Linked DNA regions of Homo sapiens: region 1 is linked to region 2. A link is an interaction called in ENCODE POLR2A ChIA-PET data of the cell type or tissue named here. Cell type or tissue: OCI-LY7. All regions are shown on one strand. Links, peaks and the distances in the headings refer to the core of each region. The heading gives the core; the rest is flanking DNA.

The links. ChIA-PET counts read pairs that join two places held together with the same protein. Peaks named below come from ENCODE experiments on the same cell type or tissue, not always from the same donor. Only the 100,000 strongest peaks of a DNase experiment are listed, where the experiment ranks them.
Region 1: POLR2A ChIA-PET joins it to region 2 with 10 read pairs; 4 of 35 experiments call an interaction of 5 or more read pairs at or near these places.

Annotation. Positions count from the first base shown.
Region 1 is chr12:120,636,805-120,646,614 of GRCh38, forward strand. CABP1 (calcium binding protein 1) reads left to right here and starts at 3,822. Exons shown (of 6, transcript NM_001033677.2): 1 at 3,822-4,535. The coding sequence starts at 3,882. It overlaps CABP1-DT (CABP1 divergent transcript), which reads right to left and starts at 3,718. Exons shown (of 2, transcript NR_183426.1): 1 at 3,246-3,718. RefSeq lists an enhancer at 1,709-2,210 and silencers at 3,682-3,981, 4,202-4,301, 4,312-4,481, 4,702-4,801. In OCI-LY7, for the core only: CTCF peaks have their summits at 3,672 (motif pointing right) and 4,825; DNase peaks (open chromatin) are centred at 3,737 and 4,307; H3K4me3 peaks cover 2,210 bases.
Region 2 is chr12:120,780,485-120,790,294 of GRCh38, forward strand. SPPL3 (signal peptide peptidase like 3) reads right to left here. Exons shown (of 11, transcript NM_139015.5): 4 at 3,990-4,109; 5 at 3,190-3,268; 6 at 2,171-2,283. Among named protein-coding and RNA genes, the nearest start is that of ACADS, 60 kb to the left of the region's middle. RefSeq lists an enhancer at 2,558-3,757. In OCI-LY7, for the core only: no CTCF peak of the experiment used is centred there; no DNase peak of the experiment used is centred there.

The DNA of each region.
Region 1 (9,810 bases), core at 726-8,725, 140 kb before region 2:
CTTTTTTTTTTTTTGAGACAGGGTTTGGCTCTTTTGCCCAGGCTGGAGTGCAGTGGTGGGATCTTAGCTCACTGCAGTCTCTGGCTCCAGGGCCCAAGCCATCTTCCCACCTGAGACTCCCAAGTAGCTGGGACTACAGGTTCATGCCAGCAAGCCCGGCTAATTTTTGTATATATTTCTTTGGTAGAGATGAGGTTGCACCATGTTGCCTAGGCTAGTCTTGAACTCTTAACATCAGGCGATTCCTCCTGCCTTGGCCTCCCAAAGTGCTGGGGTTACAGGCATGAGCCATTGTACCTGGCCCCAGTGGTGCTTTAATAATGTCAACTATCATATGCCACCCACTGCTGCAAACCCACCAGTGGCTTCCCTTCACACTTAGAGGAAACCCAAAGCCTTGACATTTTTGGCCCCTGCTTTCCTGCTTTCCTCTCCAGTTTCTGTTTTTTTTTTTTTTTTTTTTTTTGAGACGGAGTTTCGCTCTGTCACCCAGGCTGCTGGAGTGCAGTGGCGCGATCTCGGCTCACTGCAAGCTCTGCCCCCTGGGTTCACGCCATTCTCCTGCCTCAGCCTCCCGAGTATCTGGGACTACAGGTGCCCGCCACAACGCCCGGCTAATTTTTTTTTTTTTTTGTATATTTAGTGGAGACGGGGTTTCACCGTGTTAGCCGGGATGGTCTCGATCTCCTGACCTCGTGATCCACCCGCCTAGGCCTCCCAAAGTGCTGGGATTACAGGCTTGAGCCACCATGCCCGGCCTCCTCTCCAGTTTCATCTCTCCTACTTTCCCCCTCGCTCACTCCAGCCTCCTTTATCTCCGCTTCTCCTGGAACATGCCAAGCTATTCCCTCCTCAGGGCTTTTGAACAGCCTCCCTCTGCCAGGGAAGCTCTTCTCCCAGATATATACATGACTTCCTCCTTTACTTCATTTGAGTTTCTACTCAGATATTCCCTCTGCAGAGAGGCCTTCCCTAATCGCTCTCTAAAAGAGCACCCTAAGTTGGGCACAGTGGTTCATGCCTGTAATCCCAGCATTTTAGGAGGCCGAGGTGGGAAGATTGCTTGATGTCAGGAGTTTAAGACCAACCTGGCCAACATAGCAAGACCCTGTCTCTATGTAAAAATATTAAATAAATAAATAAAATAGCACCGCCCGTTAAACCCTAGTCTCTTACCTGCTTTATTTCTCCCCATGGCAGAAACACCACCAGTTTGTCACCATTACTTTTCCATGCGTTTATGTATTTGTTTATTTGTTGCTGAGGATAGAGACCATTTTGTTTGCTATCATATCCCTGGTACCTAGAACACTGCCTGGCAGATAACAGGCACTCAATTATTTGTTGAATGAATGGATCAATCTTTGTATCCAAGATGACTACTGCAGTGCCTGGTTGGATACATATTTGTCAAATAAGTGACCAAATTAATACACTTTACAAATGAAATGGAATCCTGGCATACATCCAGGATTATCTGGGATATGAGTGAAGGTGTTTCATCCATTTGCTTCATGGACATAATTTTTATTTATTTACTCTAGTAATCATAGGTAACATAATCAGATTCTTCAGTTTTTCAAAAACTAGTTGGTGACCGAGGTCTTGCCCAAAAATATTTAGGGCATTTCAGAAAGGTTACCAACAGTGGCACAGCAGGGATTTAGAATACCCAGCAGTCCTCTGCCTCTCATTGGCTCCTGAGGGTTTCTGATAAGGTTCTTTATCTCCTGTGATTTATATTGAATGTGCCTTTGTTTTTAATCCTGCCAAACACTGATTATTCTGAGGGCTGGAGCAGGTAAGACATTGACTGACCTCGAACTCAAAGGGTGGACTCATTACACCCTGCATATCCCAGAGGACCCTGCAATGAGCCTTCAGGGCTGCAACGCCCCAGGCTGCTTCAGGATTTGGGCTTTAGGAACCTGAGTGGCTTTGATATGGCAATTCAGTCCCTTAAGGGTAGCTGATCTGGGGAACAATTTGCCACACTTTCCTAGTTTACTTTAGCCTCTGGGCAGTTGCTTTCCCAGCCCATCCATTTTCCTTAATTCCTTGCCTATGGATAAGTAAAAGAGGCACACAGGGCCCAGCGCGGTGGCTCACGCCTGTAATCCCAGCATTTTGGGAGGCCAAGGCGGGCAGATCATGAGGTCAGGAGATCGAGACCATCCTGGCTAACATGGTGAGACCCCATCTCTACTAAAAATACAAAAAATTAGCTGGGTGTGGTGGCGGGTGCCTGTAATCCCAGCTACTCGGGAGGCTGAGGCAGGAGAATCGCTTGAACCTGGGGGGCAGAGGTTGCAGTGAGCCGAGATCGTGCCACTGCACTCCAGCCTGGTGACAGAGCAACACTCTGTAAAGAAGCAGACAGTGCAGAGAAGGATGAACTCTTGGCATGAGTGAAGTGTAATATCGGCAATCTGTTTGTGTACCCTTCTTTTTTTTTTTTTTTTTTTTTTTTTTTGAGACAGGGTCTCACTCTGTTGCCCAGGCTGGAGTGTAGTGACCCAATCTCGGCTCACTGCAACTTTCACTTCCCGGGTTCAAGTTATTCTCATGCCTACAAGTGGCTGGGATTACAGGCGCCCACCACCACGCCTGGCTAATTTTTGTATTTTTAGTAGAGACAGGGTTTCACCATGTTGGCCAGGCTGGTCTCGAACTCCTGACCTCAAGTGATCCGCCGGTCTTGGCCTCCCAAAGTGCTGGGATTACAGGTGCGAGCCACTGTGCCCGGCCTCGTGTATCCTTTTAATGAGGCCGAGCGGTGACAAGACTGTGGATGGCATTGGGGCCAGGGACCAGAACAGGGAGAGCCTGGGAGGAACCCCTCCAGCCCCCCGCAAAGCTCAAGCACCGGATACTAAAGAAGAATGGTAGATGGGGCCTCACGATGTGCAGGGGGAAGGGAACTGGCTTAACTGGATGGTCCCCTGTCCGAGCACTGGGCTAGGCCTTTTGTGTGCATAGTATCGTCTGCTGTTACCAAGAAATTAGTTATGCTTATCATCTGCATTTTACAGAAGAGGAGAACAAGGCTCAGAGAGGTTGATGACACCTGCCCAAGTTACCCAGATGGTAGGTGGCAGAGCTGGGATTTGAGATTCAGATAAGGCCTGGGACGCTCCCTGGCTGCCCACCGAGAGCAGGAATTTCTGTAGCATCTAGAAAGGCAGGAAGGTGAAAGAGGGGACAAGAGCTGGAGGGGGAGCAAATGGGTCCTACCTGAGACTTACCATCATCAGGTGCTGCCAGACCTGGCTTCTCTTCTATTCTGAGAACTGATATCCTGTGGCTGACTTACCAGGGTCGTCCTAGTCCCCCCGCACGGTATTGGGAGTGGAGGCAGCCCCACACGGAGGCGCTGGGAGACTTTCCTCCCAGCAGTGTCCTGTCACTGCATTCCGGCCCCTGCGTTTGTAGGCAGTGATGTCACAGAGTGCCTTCATGCTCCTCGGGTCTCCGGTTCTCCCCGGACCTCTGTAGTCCTCATTGCCAAAGTTGTACCCCCTGGGGAGTGCACCCTGCCTGCATTTCTGGAGGTTCGGGCGGTTCCGGGGCTCTGCAGGAGCCTCCAGGCGTGATAAAGAGCGCTGCCGGCACTCCCGGGGTCTCGGCCTCTTTGGGGCCCATTGCCAAGCCCCTTCCCTCCTCGTGCTCCCGCTCCGCGTTGCAGCGTCCCCTTCGCCGCCAGGGGCCGCCCGGAAGCGGGGCTCCCCCAGGGCGGGGCGGGGCAAGGGGCGGGGCGCGGCGGTACCTGGGCCGCCAGGGAGCCGGGGGTGGGCTCTCCGGGGACAGCCGGCAGCGCCCCCAGATCTGCACCGCCAGCCGCCGGGAGCTCCGGGCTCCGGGCGTAGAGGCTGCGCTGTCACATGGGCGGCGGCGACGGGGCCGCATTTAAGCGGCCGGGGGACGGCGCCCGCCTCCAGCGCGTCCTCGGGCTTGGCTCCCGCCGGGAGCCCCGTTCTCTGCCCGCCGGGGGCCCCGCGCCGCGCCGCACCGCGCCGCCCCCGCCGGGCCATGCGAGCGCGGGCCCCGCCGCGATGAGCTCGCACATCGCCAAAAGCGAGTCCAAGACGTCGCTGCTGAAGGCGGCGGCGGCGGCGGCGAGCGGGGGCAGCCGGGCTCCCCGCCACGGCCCTGCCCGGGACCCGGGGCTGCCTAGCCGCCGGCTACCCGGCTCCTGCCCGGCGACGCCGCAGTCGTCCGGGGACCCCAGTTCGCGGAGGCCCCTGTGCCGGCCGGCGCCGCGAGAGGAGGGCGCGCGGGGGAGCCAGCGTGTGCTCCCCCAGGCGCACTGCAGGCCCCGGGAGGCGCTGCCGGCCGCGGCGTCCCGACCTTCGCCGTCGTCGCCGCTGCCGCCGGCCCGCGGGCGGGATGGGGAGGAACGGGGACTGTCCCCGGCGCTCGGCCTCCGGGGCTCTCTGCGAGCCCGGGGCCGCGGGGACTCCGTTCCAGCCGCCGCGTCCGAGGCGGACCCGTTCCTCCACCGGCTGCGCCCCATGCTCAGCTCCGCCTTTGGCCAGGTAAGGGCCGCGCCTCCCGTCAGCGCTCCCGGGAAAGGCGCTCGGGACCCTGCCGGCCGCGGTTGCGCGTCCACAGCCTCCTCCCGCGGCCCGTGGTCCCCCACGGATCACGCCTCGGCTCACCTCGTCCTCCCCGGGCCGGCGCCCTTGCCGGCACTCCTCCTCCCCGTGCCTGATTCAGCACCCCGTGCGCTGTCCACGCTCCGGGCCTCTTGGGGCAAGGCCCTCCCCGCTAGCCTCCCTCATACCCGCCAGAACCCGCCAGTCCTGGAAGAGAGCGACCTCTACGACCGTCCTGGAGATTTGCGGGGGTCAAGGAGGGGCGCTCCGAGCAGGTGGCGCCAAACCCACTCCTCTGGCCTCTGGCCAGTACCGCCAGGGAGGGACTCAGGAGAGCAAGCGGTTTGGAGTCTGGGGGTCAAGAGAGGGGACCTCAGAGAACACAGAATTACTTGAGGGCGAGGGACACTGGCCACTGCCTATCATGTCCCTGAAGGCCTGAGAAAAGTTAGGAGATCCAAAAATATGAGGAAAGAGAAGAGGTGTCTGGGTAGGCATGGAGGGGCATGCAGAGCTGTGGCTCAAACTGGAACTTTGGGGTGGTTTAAGGAGGCTGTCACTCTAGGGATGCCATTGGAAGGGTGAGAAAGGCCACAAAGAGGTCATCAGTGGTTCCCTCAGGCCTTTCCCTCAAGAGTCCCAGGCACCTGGGAGCCTGCCCTTTAAAAGCAGCTCCGTAGTCACAATATAGGTCTACAGTTTGAGGCTGTGCTGCTGGGGAAACAGGCTCAGTAGAAGGAAACCTCTGAACTCCTGAGCAAAAAAGCCAGGGTTTCCCCTAGTTCGGAGTCTGTAATCAAGTCAAACTCATTGGCACAGCTTTGAGACAGTTCTGTGGCAGCCTCCGAGAGGTGTCATGCAGAGGTCTGATTAGAGCGTTTGCGTGGTTTGTAGGGAAACAGGGGGGGCTGTGCCTTTCTGTGCTGAGATCTAGCATAAAGAAGCTGTTTCAAGCTCCTGGCTTGCCACGCCGGATCAGAATTCCAAGGAGGCCCTGTGTGTTTTGCTTCAGATCTGCACATTTCTTTTCAAAATACTACTCGGCAGTGGCTGATGCTGGTGGAGGTCTGACATGAAGGCAGCCGCACATGGATTTGGGTTGCGTGGTGCTGCTGTGGTGGGGCCATAGGGCAGTGGTGTGTGGCTTTGTTCCTGCAGGGAGCCCTCGTTAGCCGAGTTAGCTGGAAACAGTTCTCTGGAGTAGAGATGTGGATGCAGAGCCGTGAGAGTTAGTGAGGCGATGTGTCAGGGGAGTTCACTGCAGTGCTTTGTGTTAATGAGGAGGTGTAGGCTGCCAGGGCACGAGTGGTCTTTGGATTGGGGCTGGGTTGCAGCAGGAATGCTGGGTTGTTGAATGGGTGATACCAATTCATTCATTTATCAATTATTTCTTGAGCATTTATTAAGGAAACCTTCAGGGGTTTCCTTAGTTCCTGTGGTTTGTTTGTTCAGACATTTGCTAGACACCAGGAAGACAACAGTGAACCAGATAGCCAGGGCCCTGGCTGTACCTAGCAGTTTGGAAGGGTAGGTCATTGGCCTAGAATCATACACTTTCTGGTTACTCAGTTTGCAGCTGATCTGACTCAGCTCCTGAAAAAAAAAAAAAAAAAGAGTCCTTTCTTTCCTGTCTTGCAGAATTTGCCTACATGAGCCCTTTCTGAGCTCCGAGCATTGTAGCGACGTGCTTTTGTTTCTCCTTCTAATTTCTCAGTCATTAAGTGAATTCTCCGGCCCAATGTTCTGAAATGTCACCAGGGTCACCTGAGTCAGGAGGAGCTGGAAGTTCCCATCAAATATTTACTACCTCCCTGTGGAAGCTCTTGCCTCTCAGCTGCGGGCTTTTACTTTAAAGCCCAGCACATTCAGTTTGGGCTTCCATCTGACACCTCGAAGTCATCTACGTGAGCAACAACAGCAAACCCAGGCTGGGACTTTCGTGTCAGAGCCTCCAGTCTCCTGTGACAGAGAGGAATTAATCTTTTCTTCCCTTTTCTCCGTATTGAGATTTCTGTCCTTAGAGGCAGGGTCAGAACCAAGAGAAGGCAGATGGGGTTCTGAATACAGAAACTTTTAGTTAAGATCTGCTTAGAGAAAAATACAGCCCTGGGGAAGTATATTTTTCATGACTCCCCAAGTTTCATTTGTTTTTAACTTAAGTGAATTGCTTAACCTCATTAAGTCTATTTCTTTTTTAAAAAATATATTTTATAATAGAGACAGGGTCTCACTATGTTGCCCGGGCAGTCTGGAAATCCTGGGCTCAAGTGATCCACCTGTTTCAGCCTCCCAAAGTGCTGGGATGACAGGCATGAGCCACCGTGCTTGGCCAAGTCTATTTCTTTACCTGCAATGTAGGGATCATCAGGGTGCTTGGGAGATTAAATGAGATACGGAGAGATAGAGAGAGCTTGGCCCAGGCCTGGCACGGAGCCCTTGCTAACTCTATCAGTGTTAGTTATTCTTCTTCTTTGTTGTTATTGTTGATTAACTACCAAGGCCTTCTTCCTTTTCATTTGTAATAGTCTCAGAGAGCCAGTGTTCAGAATCACACTGAAGGCACAAAGATGAATTCCTACCTTAAAGGAAACAGGGATGAAAACTCTCCCAGTGACCTCATAGAGCATCCTTATTGCATATGCATGGAGACAGCGTGGTTTTGAGGCTAAGGTGTGGAATGGTGGCTTGGGAGACAGCAGAGATGCAAGTTCTAATCCTGGCTCTGTCACTTTCGATCTCTGTGTCCTTGGGCATGTTATTTTCTCTCTCTGGTCTTGGTTTCTTCATCCAGGAATGAGATTGACAAAAACTGCTTTGCAGTTATTAGGAGGCTTACACAAGATTAAGGATATCAAATGCCTGGCTCATAGTGAGTGCTGGATAAAGGGCAGCCTTCATTAATGTTATTGCTATTATTAATAGGGTAATTGAATGAGGGCCTGGGTAAGGTACTTTGAAAGCTGATTCTGAGCCAGGTGAGGATGGCTATTAAGGGAAGGAGCTGAATGTCAAAGGATCTTCCGTACTCCCTCTTTGTGGCCAGCTAAGGACATGCCACCCAGCTGTCTAGAGAAGATGTGATGTCAGAAATTAACTCGGCAGAGGCATGATGACATGGGGCTTTAGGTCTTGGAAGACTATTTTAAGAAACAGGCTTTCTGCTCCTTACCCTGAGCTTGAGAAGAAACATGCCTTGTGGAGGAGGCAAATGTGGATAAAACCCACAGCTCTGTCCCATCCTTCCCATTTTTCCAGCTGTAGAAACACGTCTCCTAATACAGATAGGCTATCCCTGTTCCCATACTGCTTTGCACATAGCAGGATCACAGTATTTAATGAATGAATGAATGAGTGAATGAATGGTATCACCAGCCTCCGGACTTCAGAGGCTTCCTTAGCTCCTGTGGTTTGTTTGTTTATTTTGAGACACAGTGTCACTCTGTCACCCAGACTAGAGTGCAGTGGTATGATCTTGGCTCACTGCAACCTCTGCCTCCAAGATTCAAGCCATTCACGTGCTTCAGCCTCCTGAATAGCTGGAATTACAGGTGCCTGCCACCGCACCTGGCTAATTTTTGTATTGTTAGTAGAGATGGAGTTTCACCACGTTGGCCAGGCTGGTCTCGAACTCCTGACCTCAAGTGATCCATCCGCCTCAACCTCCCAAAGTGCTGGGATTACAGGAGTGAGCTACCACGCCCGGCCAGTTCCTGTGGTTGAGATGGGGAGAGAGGCCATGGTGGTTTGGGTCATGGATTTAATTGCACTAAGCCTAGGTTCCTAAGATAGGGCTGTGTCTATTCCTCACTCCTACTCCAGTCATGTGTCTCCCTCCTTCTCTCTGAGAGGGCTTGGAGCCCCTATAGGCTTTCTCTGGGGCCTGGGGAGAGGGAAAGTGAGGGTCAGCTTGTGGTTAACATCAGCCACAGGTGATAGGAGTGGCTTGGAGTCAGTTCAGTGAGAGCCTCCAGGAGGTCAGCCTTTACCTCCAGCTGTTTTTGAGAGGCAACAATAGCACTTGAGGCCTCAGTCTAGAGCCCACTGCACAGTGGACAAAGTGTCTTCTTATCTTCACAGCTACCTGTGAAGGTTAGCATCATCAACTCCCCCCAACCCCACCACAACAATTTTAGAAATGAGGAAGGCTTGGCCAGGCACAGTGGCTCACACATGTAATCCCAGCACTTTGGGAAGCCAAGGTGGGTGGATCACTTGAGGTCAGGAGTTTGAGACCAGCCAGGCCAACACAGTGAGACCCATCTCTACTAAAAATACAAAAATTAGCTGGGTGTGGTGGTGGGCGCCTGTAACCCCAGCTACTCGGGAGGCTGAGGCATGAGAATTGCTTGAACCCAGGAGGTGGAGGTTGCAGTGAGCTGAGATTGTGCCTCTGCACTCCAGCCTGGGTGACGGAGGAAGACTCTGTCTGGAAAAAAAAGAAATGAGGAAGGCTCAAGAGAGAGGAAATGACTTGTCCAAAGGTCATATAGTAAGTACATGGCAGGGCCAGGTGTAGTGGTTCACATCTGTAATTGCAGCACTTTGGGAGGCCAAGTCAGGAGGATTGCTTGAGCCCAAGAGTTTGAGGCTGCAGTGAACTATGATTGCACCACTGTACTCTAGCCACAGTGACAGAGTGAGACCCTGTCTCTAAAAATAAGTAAATAAGTAGGTGGCAGGACTGTGCTGAGAATTGTGGTCTGCCTGCCTCCGAAAATACCTGCCTGTTCTGTGTGTGCCATGCTGCTTTGGTGGGAGGTCACATAAGTGTGTTCCCTGTTCGTCAGAAGCATCTGCAAAGCACCTCTCACGTTACAGTCCAGCTTTCCCTGAGTGTCTTAGTACCGGGCTGTCATCCAAGTTCAAAGGCTGGTGATAGTTCAAATGCTGGTGATAGAACTGACCAGCGCCAAAGGCCAGCCTCCCTTCTAATCAGGAATAATCAGCAATGAGTTTATCCTTCTCATCCCTCTGATCCTATCATTCCATTCCAGCACTCAAAGTAGGGCTTCCGGAGGCCCAAGGGCTGCTGCCACAGTGGATAGAGATGGGAGGTGAGGGCATACAACATGCTTCACTCCTTACAGGAAGCCCCCACCGTTCAGCCTTTTTTGTTTTTTGTTTTGTTTTGAAGAGACAAGGTCTTGCTCTGTCACCCAGGCTGGAGTGCAGGGTACAATCATAGCTCACTGCAGCCTCAAACTCCTGGGCTCAA
Region 2 (9,810 bases), core at 610-8,609:
GTGGCTCATGCCTGTGCACTTTGGGAGGCCGAGGCGGGAGGATCGCCTGGGTCCAGGAGTTCAAGACCAGCCTGGGCAACATGAAGACACCCTGTCTCTATTTAAAAAAAAAAAAAAAAAAAGCTGGGCGTGGTGGCTCACGCCTGTAATCCCAGAACTTTGGGAGGCTGAGGCGGGTGGATCACCTGAGGTCAGGGGTTCGAGACTAGCCTGACCAACATGGTGAAACCCCGTCTCTACTAAAAAATACAAAAATTAAAAAAAAAAACAAAACAAAAATTAGCTGGGCATGGTGGCGTGTGCCCACAATCCCAGCTACTTGGGAGGCTGAGGCAGAATAGTTGGAATCCGGGAGACGAAGGCTGCAGCGAGCCAAGATCACACCATTGCACTCCAGCCTGGGCAACAAAAGCGAAACTCCCTCCCCCAAAAAAAGGTTTTAAGGGAAAAACCAGGAAAATTATGGGTGATTTTCAGAAACAGCCTCCAAGATGCTTTGGTGGTAAGTATGAATTCTATATAAGGGGTCTGTGGCTGGGATGAGCTAGTTCTCTGAACCTTTGTTTACTCTTTTGAAAATGGAAACAAACAGCAGTACCTACTTCAAAGAGTTGTTCTGAGGATTAAAAGAGATGATCCATGTAAAGCACCTAGCAGACTGCCTAATCAATAAAAAGCACTCCATTCATCCTAGGTATTATTGTCATTATTACTTCATCCTTATCATCAATGAAGAGAAATTCTCATATGCTACAGGTTGGAGTATAAACTACTATAGCCTATCTGAAAGGCAATATAATAATAGGTATAGATTTTTTTAATGCAAGAATTCTGTTCTAGGAATTTCATGTCTAGGTATTCATCCTTAATACTCTGGAGTTATTAAAAAGGATATGATATACTTTTATGTAATGATATAGACATGTATTTATATCATTAAAGTGTATGATGTATATCACGTACATAATGCAGGTTATATATAACATGTTATATTACATATACTACATATATAATATAGAGCATAATATGATGCATTATATTACAGTCTAATCCCATCTCCTTATTGTTACGTTTTTTTTTTTTTTTTTTTTTTTTTTTTTTTTTTTTGAGACGGAGTCTTGCTCTGTTGCCCAGGCCGGAGTGCAGTGGCTCGATCTTGGCTCACTGCAAGCTCCGCCTCCCGGGTTCACACCTCCGGAGTTCTCCTGCCTCAGCCTCCCGAGTAGCTGGGACTACAGGTGCCTACCACCACTCCCAGCTAATTTTTTGTATTTTTAGTAGAGACGGGGTCTCACCATTTTAGCCATTTTAGCCAGGATGGTCTTGATCTCCTGACCTTGTGATCCGCCTGCCTCAGCCTCCCATTACAGGCATGAACCACAATGCCCAGCCCTTATTGTTACTTTTTAAAGAGACAGGGTCTCACTCTGTTGCTGAGGCTGGAGTGCAGTAGCATGATCATAGCTCTCTGTAATCTTGAACTCCTGGGCTCAAGGGATCCTCCCGCCTCAGCCTCCCAAGTAGCTGGGACTGCAGGTGTACCATGCCCAGATGATTTTTATTTTTGTAGAAATGGGATCTTGCTATGTTGTCCAGACTGGTCTTGAACTCTTGGTCTCAAGTGATCCTCCTGCCTCAGCCTCCCAATGTGCTGGGATTACAGGCATGAGCCATTGTGCGAAGCTTCCATTTATATAAAAAAGCATAGTCTGCACAAAAACTTGTACATTAATATTCAAAGAAGCATCATTCATAATAGCCTAAAAAGTGGAAACAACCGGTAAACGAATAAATAAAATTAGTGTATCCATACAATGGAACAGTATTCAGCCATAAAAAGGAAGTGCTGATACAGGTTACAACACAGATGAACCTTGAAAACATGCTAAGTGAAACAAGTCAGACACAAAAGGCCACATAATGTATGATTCCATTTATGGAAAATGTCCAGAATGGAGAAATCCATAGAAACAGAAAGTAGAGACTAGTGGATACCTGGGGCTGGGGAGGTGGGTAAGGGGAATGACCGCTCATTTGTTTTGGCGGGGGTGGGTGTGAAAATGCTCTAAAAGTTTATTGTAGTGATGGTTGTACAGCTCTGTGAATATCCTAAAGTATCTATAAAACTCTATAAAGTAAAATTACAATTTGTCACAAATTAGTCACTCACCATCCATGAGAAGCCAATGGCCAGTGAGAACCCAGATGAGGACGAGCATGACAGACAGAGAGAATGACAGCAACTCAGCAGCAGTGAAACGTCCACAGCAACCAAAGGAAATCCTGGAAAACACACAACACTTATTGGACAGTGGGCACACTTTATTCAGTAACCAAATTCTCCTTTGGTATTTCGTGATGGCTGGATTAGAATAGCAGATAATACCAAGATAGCTGGAAATCCAAAATACCCAATCCTTTTTTGGAGAAACCTATGGAAAGCTCACAGGAATATACTTCTGCACCAACTGATAATGTCTTTTTGGGACCAATTATCAACATGGGCATTTAGAAGTTTGAAGTGATAATATTAACCTCTGGAAAAGCTAATAAGTATGGAGGAAATTCTATTCTTATGAGGAAAACAAAATGAAGAAATGCCAACAATTCAACTCATTTACCAAAGATGGTATCACTCTATTTAGAAGATTGTAAATCTTTTGGTTATCACTAATTCCTGCGAGCATCAGCTGCCACCAATGACTGGTTTCCTAAGTGCGTTCAGCATCTCCATTAGCACAGAATTTTGTTTCCGTGCAGCAATGACTTTCAGAGTTAAGGTGTGAACACTAGGATTAAACGCAAGTAGGTAGCATATCTAGGCCACCGAAGACCAAAGGCAAAGAAGAACGTTTGAGTTCAACCACTATTCTCATATTTCATCAACTCACAGTAAAGGAATGAAAGCACCGTTTCAAAAGAAAACTGCTCATCTTTCAATGATCTAAGTAGGAAGCACATTACAATGACTCAGACTTCCTAAGTTTTGTTTGTATTTCCTCTGACATGAGAAGGTACAAAAGGAAGTACTAGCTTCTGGCTTTAAAGATCAAATGTGTCACTTCCTGGTCTTTTGGCATTTCTGTGCTCCAGCCAATAACAGAAATTGAGAATCCTAATAATGCTATCAAATATGACAGAAAAATATATACAAGTTTATAATTTAAGAGGAAAGTCCCAAGTCCTTACTTGTTCTGAGGTGAGCAGGGTCTTGTTAAATACTGGCACATCGGGAGGAGAAGAAAAGCAAAAGCTATCGTTGCAAGAACTAGAGAAAGAAAAGGTATAATTTTTTAAAACAATTATAAGAAAAATGGCATGACTTATAGAAACTTCATTCCGCCAAACACTAGACAAGTGGATACGGTTAATTGACTAGAGAAGAAAAATGTCTTCCTTTAATACTGCACAAAAAATCTCTTCATTATTAAAAAAAAGTACCTGATTTGAAGTAGGGGAAAGCATAGGTAAGTTTCCTAAAAGATAAACAGCAGGCCAGGGGATGACCTCCTAACAAGTCTTGTAGCATTTTGCCGATTTTTTTTTACATTTCCATCAATACTTAGCTTGAAAACACATCAAAGAGCTGACAGTCCAATCACTTTGATTAGCTATCCATGTTTCTACCTGCAAGAACGTGGGTAGAGGCTGACAATGGCCTCTATGCCAAGCTCAACCTTCTGGTAATCTAGAAAAAGCGCCACAGCCAAAGCACAGCAATACTGCTCTGGTGTCATAGAATTCCTGCACTTTGACGTCTCCAGCCTTTCTTTCAGATTGTGTGGGCAGGTCTCAACAGATGACGTGGATCAAGAGGTTCAAGGAGGAGTTGGGGAAGGGTGGCGTGGTTGAGACGGAGAAGGCGAAGCCAAGATTTATAAGGAAAAACTTACATGACATGGTATATAAATCTTAATTTTTGAACAATGATAAAGGTGAAAAATTTTCCTTTTAGTATGTTAAGACTAGACAGAGAAACTCATATTTACCTGCTGTACATATTGTAAAAACTACTTGAACTGAGTCAAAGAAGAAGAACATTACTAAAAGAGAGACAGATGCTCCAATTGGAAGGAACAGAGCCTGGGTAGAGTCAATTGTTTGGATGCCTGAAAGAGAAAAACAGACAGATTAATAACTTATTATGCACCAGGCACTGTGCCTATGCACTTCATATACATTAACTTGCAAAAATGCAGACAGTTCTACGGATTATACGTAGGACATGGATTATCCAGGCCCTATGAGTCTTTCTTTCCCAACGAGATTATGAGCTCCTTGTTCTCTTCATGGTGCCTTTCATTACAGCAGACACTCAGGAATATTTGTTGAAGTGAACTACTACCTCCTGGTGTTAACCATCTGGATGACAGGATCCAAACCACCACCGAGAACATTAAGAGGTAGTAAAAACCCAGATTAGTCCATTTGGGTAAATTTGTGGTCTTGAATATAGGTTTGGTAAAAGAGGTGGTTTAAACCCATTGACTAAAAGGACTTCTCATCACCTGTGGGTTTAAGGTACTCATTTTCACTCTTTCTCGTTGTTGCTAATAGTTGAGAACTGACTTGGCTGATGGGGGAGAAGGAGGACAACAAGTCATAGCTGAAAACAGCAAATCAGAAAAATTTTATTTGGCCAGATGTGGTAGCTCACGCCTGTAATCCCAGGACTTTGGGAGGCTGAAGTGGAAGGATGGCTTGGGACCAGGAGTTCAAGACCAGCCTGGGCAACACAGCGAGACCCCCGTTTCTATCTATTAATATTTACAAAAAAAAAAATTTATTTTATGGGAACATTTTAAGGTACCAGAATAGGAGATGAATACGGGAAAATAATCTCTTGGGCTAGAGTAGGATTTAGCGCAAGGGTTCTCAATTCTTGGCTTCCCATTAGAGCTTTAAAAAAATTACAAAGCCCAGGTCCAATCCCAGACAAATTAAATGAAATCACAGGAGTTAGGCCCAGCTAAAAGCTCCTCACAAAACTGTATTTTGCATCTAGGGTTGAGAACCATTAATAGAGTATTTTTGGTAGAGAAGGAAAACATGGCAAACTCTAATAACCACTGAATGAAAAAAAAAATTACCAGTTTTATCTTGTCTCACTTCCAAATTAACTCTATTGAGATGTCATAAAAGCGCACAAAAGGAATCAAAGAAATCTTCATATGATCTATAATAATGAAATAATAGAAGAAAAAGGCTGGGTGTGGTGGCTCATGCCTGTAATCCCAGCACTTTGAAAGGCTGAGGCAGGAGGATCACTTGAGGCCAGGAGTTCAAGACCAGCCTGGGCAAACTAAGGAGACCCTATCTCTACAGAAAATTAAAAAAAAAAAAAAAATTAGGCATGTTATCTTGAGCCTGTAGTTCCAGCTACTTGGGAGGCTGAAGTGGGAGGATCACTTGAGCCCAGGAGTCCAAGGCAAAAAAAAAAAAAAAAAAGGAAAGGTCTCTTCATTATATTAAGGCTACAAATAAAATATGTAACCAGGATAAACATAGCAAGACACAAAGGGTTACAATGATCAACAAAATTTCTCTTAGGTATTTAAATTTGCCTGTCCCCAAAAGAGTTATTTAGGGTTTTTGATTGACTAAATCTATAAAACAAAATGCTTCTCAGGGACTAGGCAGATGAGTGAAGTAATTCACTTAGGAATAGGACAATTCAATTTAGGAAAAGTGAACTATGTGTCATGACAAACAGAAATTATCTTGGAAGCAGTCTGTCCTGACCCTAGTCAAATCCATTCAGCTTGGCCCAAGGATCACTTCGGGAAGTGTATCCATTAGACAAAACTCTATGAAATCTCTAACTAAATTTTACCTAAATAGTTTTTAAATGTAAGTGCTCTACAGTAGTTCAAAGAACAGCTAGAGGAAGCTACAGATTTTCAGTGCCTTTCACTACAGAAAATAATGTTTCTCAGATAAATAACTTTATCATAGGAACAAAGCATCAGGGAGTCTATAGACAGATTATACTGATTCAAAGTATGAAGAGAAAATTAAATGGCTAGCTAGAATAAAGACTGTAGTGGTGAGGTATATAAGAGATGCATTTGTTTATAATAAAGCTAAATTTTAAAAGTTCAGTCTGCAATTACATGCGAAACTGAATACAAAGGACCTTTCTGGCGTATTAGATAGAATGCACAGATTTTTTTTTTTTTAAACCACAGATTTTTGAACCAGGAGGCGATGTCACAGGGCAAGTAAAGCGCCTTTAGTTCCTGACAATATGCTACCTAAAACAATGTCCATGACTTCAGTACTCCATTTCCTAAAGTTCTGGAGATAAAGGTCTTGAATGGGAAAGAAAGAGGTAATTAATTAGAAATTTTAGCCAAACTCCAGTAACTTAAAAACAAAGCAAAACTGAGCAAAGCAAAACAGACTAGCCATAATTAGGAGGACATATGCAAGTGCAGTTGCATTATCTTTAAGGCAAAAATCAACATAGGAAATAGGCTTGGTAATGGAATTAAAAATTTTGTACAGCAACATCATTTTTAACATTCAATGAACATGGCTACAGGCTAAATGTACGTCTGGTATGGAATAGACACTGAGCAATAAAACCAATAACTATTAAGAAAATTACTGATTTTACACCTCCCTGTAAGAACGATGCTTTTGACTATTTGCTGAACACTTATTATATAGTAAGCAACAGGAGGGATTAAAAGAAAGTCATTTCCAGATCTCATGAAGTTTACAATCTAAGCAAGAAGATTAAGATGTATACCTCTACTAAAGATGAGGATCCCAACTATACATCTCCATCAATCTTTATAACTCAAATAAATTATAACTGAAGTTTAGTAAAAGTCTTTAAGATGTCAGATAATTGGGCAGGGGTGTACATGGCTTTTTAAAATTCCACTTAATACTACTTAAATGAAGGACTGATGTGCCATGGGAAAATAAATTTCTATATTGGCTTCTTGGGGGCAGGCAGAGAAGTTAGAACAAGGTCAGGGGAAATCAGAGGACCTGGAGGGAACTCTTGCCCTCCACCCTCACTCCTGTCACTTTCTAACCTTTTTTATGGTGAAGCATCACACCCAGAAAAGCACAAAAATGAATTATTACATATTTAATACCACTCAAGTCAAGAAACAAACCAACCCCAGAAATCTTCCTTTGTGTCCCTCTCAATCACTACTTTCTCTCTCTCTCTCATTCTCCTGAAGGGAACCGCTATCCTGACTTTTATGACACGTTTTCCACCCAAGCACGCATCCTTAAATACTAGTTTGCCTGTTTCCTAAATTTTATATGCATTGAGTTATGTAGTTATTTTTTTGTGTCTGGCTTCTTTGACTCAATATGATTTGTGAGAATTATCCATGCTGTTTTATGTAGCTACAGCAGTTCACTTGTTTTCACTGTATGAATACAGTAAAATTTATCCATTCTACGGTTGACATTTGGGTTGTTTCCAATTTTTTGGTTATTACAAATGCTGCTGCTCTAGGCACTCTTGCACATGACTTGATGCACATGTGACTGTATTTGCTGGATATATAACTAGGAGTGACACTGCTGGGTCCAAGGGTATTTATACTGTCACCTTTAGTAGGTAAAATGTCAAACTGCCTTCCAAAGTGACTGTGCTAACGCATGCTCTCCAGTAACGCAAGAGGGCTCTTTGCTGTTGCTGTGCATCCTCATCAGCACTGGGAATGGTCAAGGTTTTTAATTTTAGCTATTCTGGTGGTGGGCATGTAGTGCTTTTTCATTACTGTCTTCACTTTTACTTTTCTGCTTTCTAATGAGTTGAGTGCCATAGTTCCTGGCAGGCCTGATCAACTCTTCCTCTTACTTCCATGTGTTTCGAGTTGCCCAGATAGGTGGAACATTATTATAATCTGAAGTAATAATTACCCAGTCTTTTGGTCAAATACCCTAGGGCACCCTGCAGCGAGAAACTTTCAATTACAAACTGATTTCTCCATTTTTAAGTTCTGATTTTTTGGGGCATGAGTCACATGGCCCATCTAACCCTCTGTTGAGTCTCACTTAATGCTTCTCCTTCTCCTAGCTCCTATTATAATCAAGGACAGTCAAATCATTTCTGACATATTCAAAGCATGTAATCGTAAGAGTAACCCTTCACCCACGTACCCCACCAATGATGCTGGCTACACCTACAACTTCTCCTGCTCTCCTATCTCTTTACAAATTCCTTGTTTCTTATTATTTTGGGAGTGGGCAGCTACAATCTTTTAAAAACTTCTGATTACTGTCTCCTTCAATCAGTCTGAAACACTCCTGACAAAATCTTAACACTAAATTTATACTTTCTTTTTCTCAAAACCTTCTCCCCAGTTGTTCCACATTGTTAATCATCCAGGACTTCCATCTCCTTAGCACCTACACCTCTCTGTTTCTCTGTTCATCTTTCTGGCTATTATTTCTTTGATTCTTGATAAATTCATCCTGTTTTCCATGTCATCCTTTCAATCTGTAATAATTTTATATTCCATAATCAAGTACTGGTCGGCCGTCTTTGTAATGGCTTCTTCATTATGTTCTTCTTTGAGGAAGTGAATTTTGCAGTCTATGCTAATCTGTCCTTATCCTATTGGCATCCACTGCTCAGAGCAGGCACTGAAGAAATGTTGTCAAGGATAATTTAGTACAACATAGCTGGCAGAGTTAAGAAAGACCATTTAGGTTGGGTGCAGTGGCTCATGCCTATAATCCCAGCACTTTGGGAGGCCAACACTGGAGGATCACTTGAGGTCAGGAGTTCAAGACCAGCCAGGGCAACATGGTGAAACCCCATCTCTACTAAAAATACAAAAATTAGCCAGGTGTGGTGGTGGGTGCCTGTAATCCCAGCTACTCGGGAGGCAGAGGCAGGAGAATCACTTGAACCCGGGAGGCGGAGGATGCAGTCAGCAGAGACTGCACCTCTGCACTCCAGCCTGGGTGACAGTGAGACTCTGTCTCAAAAAAAAAAAGAAAAAAAGCATTTAAAAAAGAAGTATTCTACCACTCTTTAGACTGTGCTTCATGAACAAAAAATAAAAAAGCTTATGTTGGCTGGGTGCAGTGGCTCATGCCTATAATCCCAGCACTTTGGAAGGCCGAAGTGGATGGATCACTTGAGATCAGGAGTTTGAGACCAGCCTGGCCAACACTGTGAAACCCCATCTCTACTAAAAATACAAAAATTAGCCAGGCATGGTGGCGAGCGCCTGTAATCCCAGCTACCCCAGGGGCTGAGGCTGGAGAATTGCCTGAACCCAGGTGACAGAGGTTGCAGTGAGCTGAGATCACGTCATTGCACTCCAGCCTGAATGACAGAGCAAGACTCCGTCTCAAAAAAAAAAAAAAAAAAAAAAAAAAAGAGCTGTATTACCAGGTAACTTCTTTCCACTGTACGGACTGGCACAACCATTTCTTGTTTTTGTTTGTTTTTGAGGTAAACTTAGACATAATAATATAGGTAGATTTCTTTAGGTTTCTGTGATGCAATGTACAGCAGATTTATAATTTGGTTTAAGAACATCACTTGCATATGTGCTACATAATACAGGACTTTTAAAAAGAGTTTCAGGAGTATAAACTGATTTGGCTTAAAATGTTGACAGAAGATAAGCTGCTATGTAATAATTTAATCTAAAAATCAGATTTTGCACCAGGTTTTATGTGGTTCCTTGCACTAGTAATAACTACTGGTATGGAATTTTATATCATACAAGGATCCATGTCATAAATTTAAGAAAAGACTCATTATATTTAAATGAGTCGACTTACCGTCTTTATCATGCCCACTTTGGCACTGCCAGG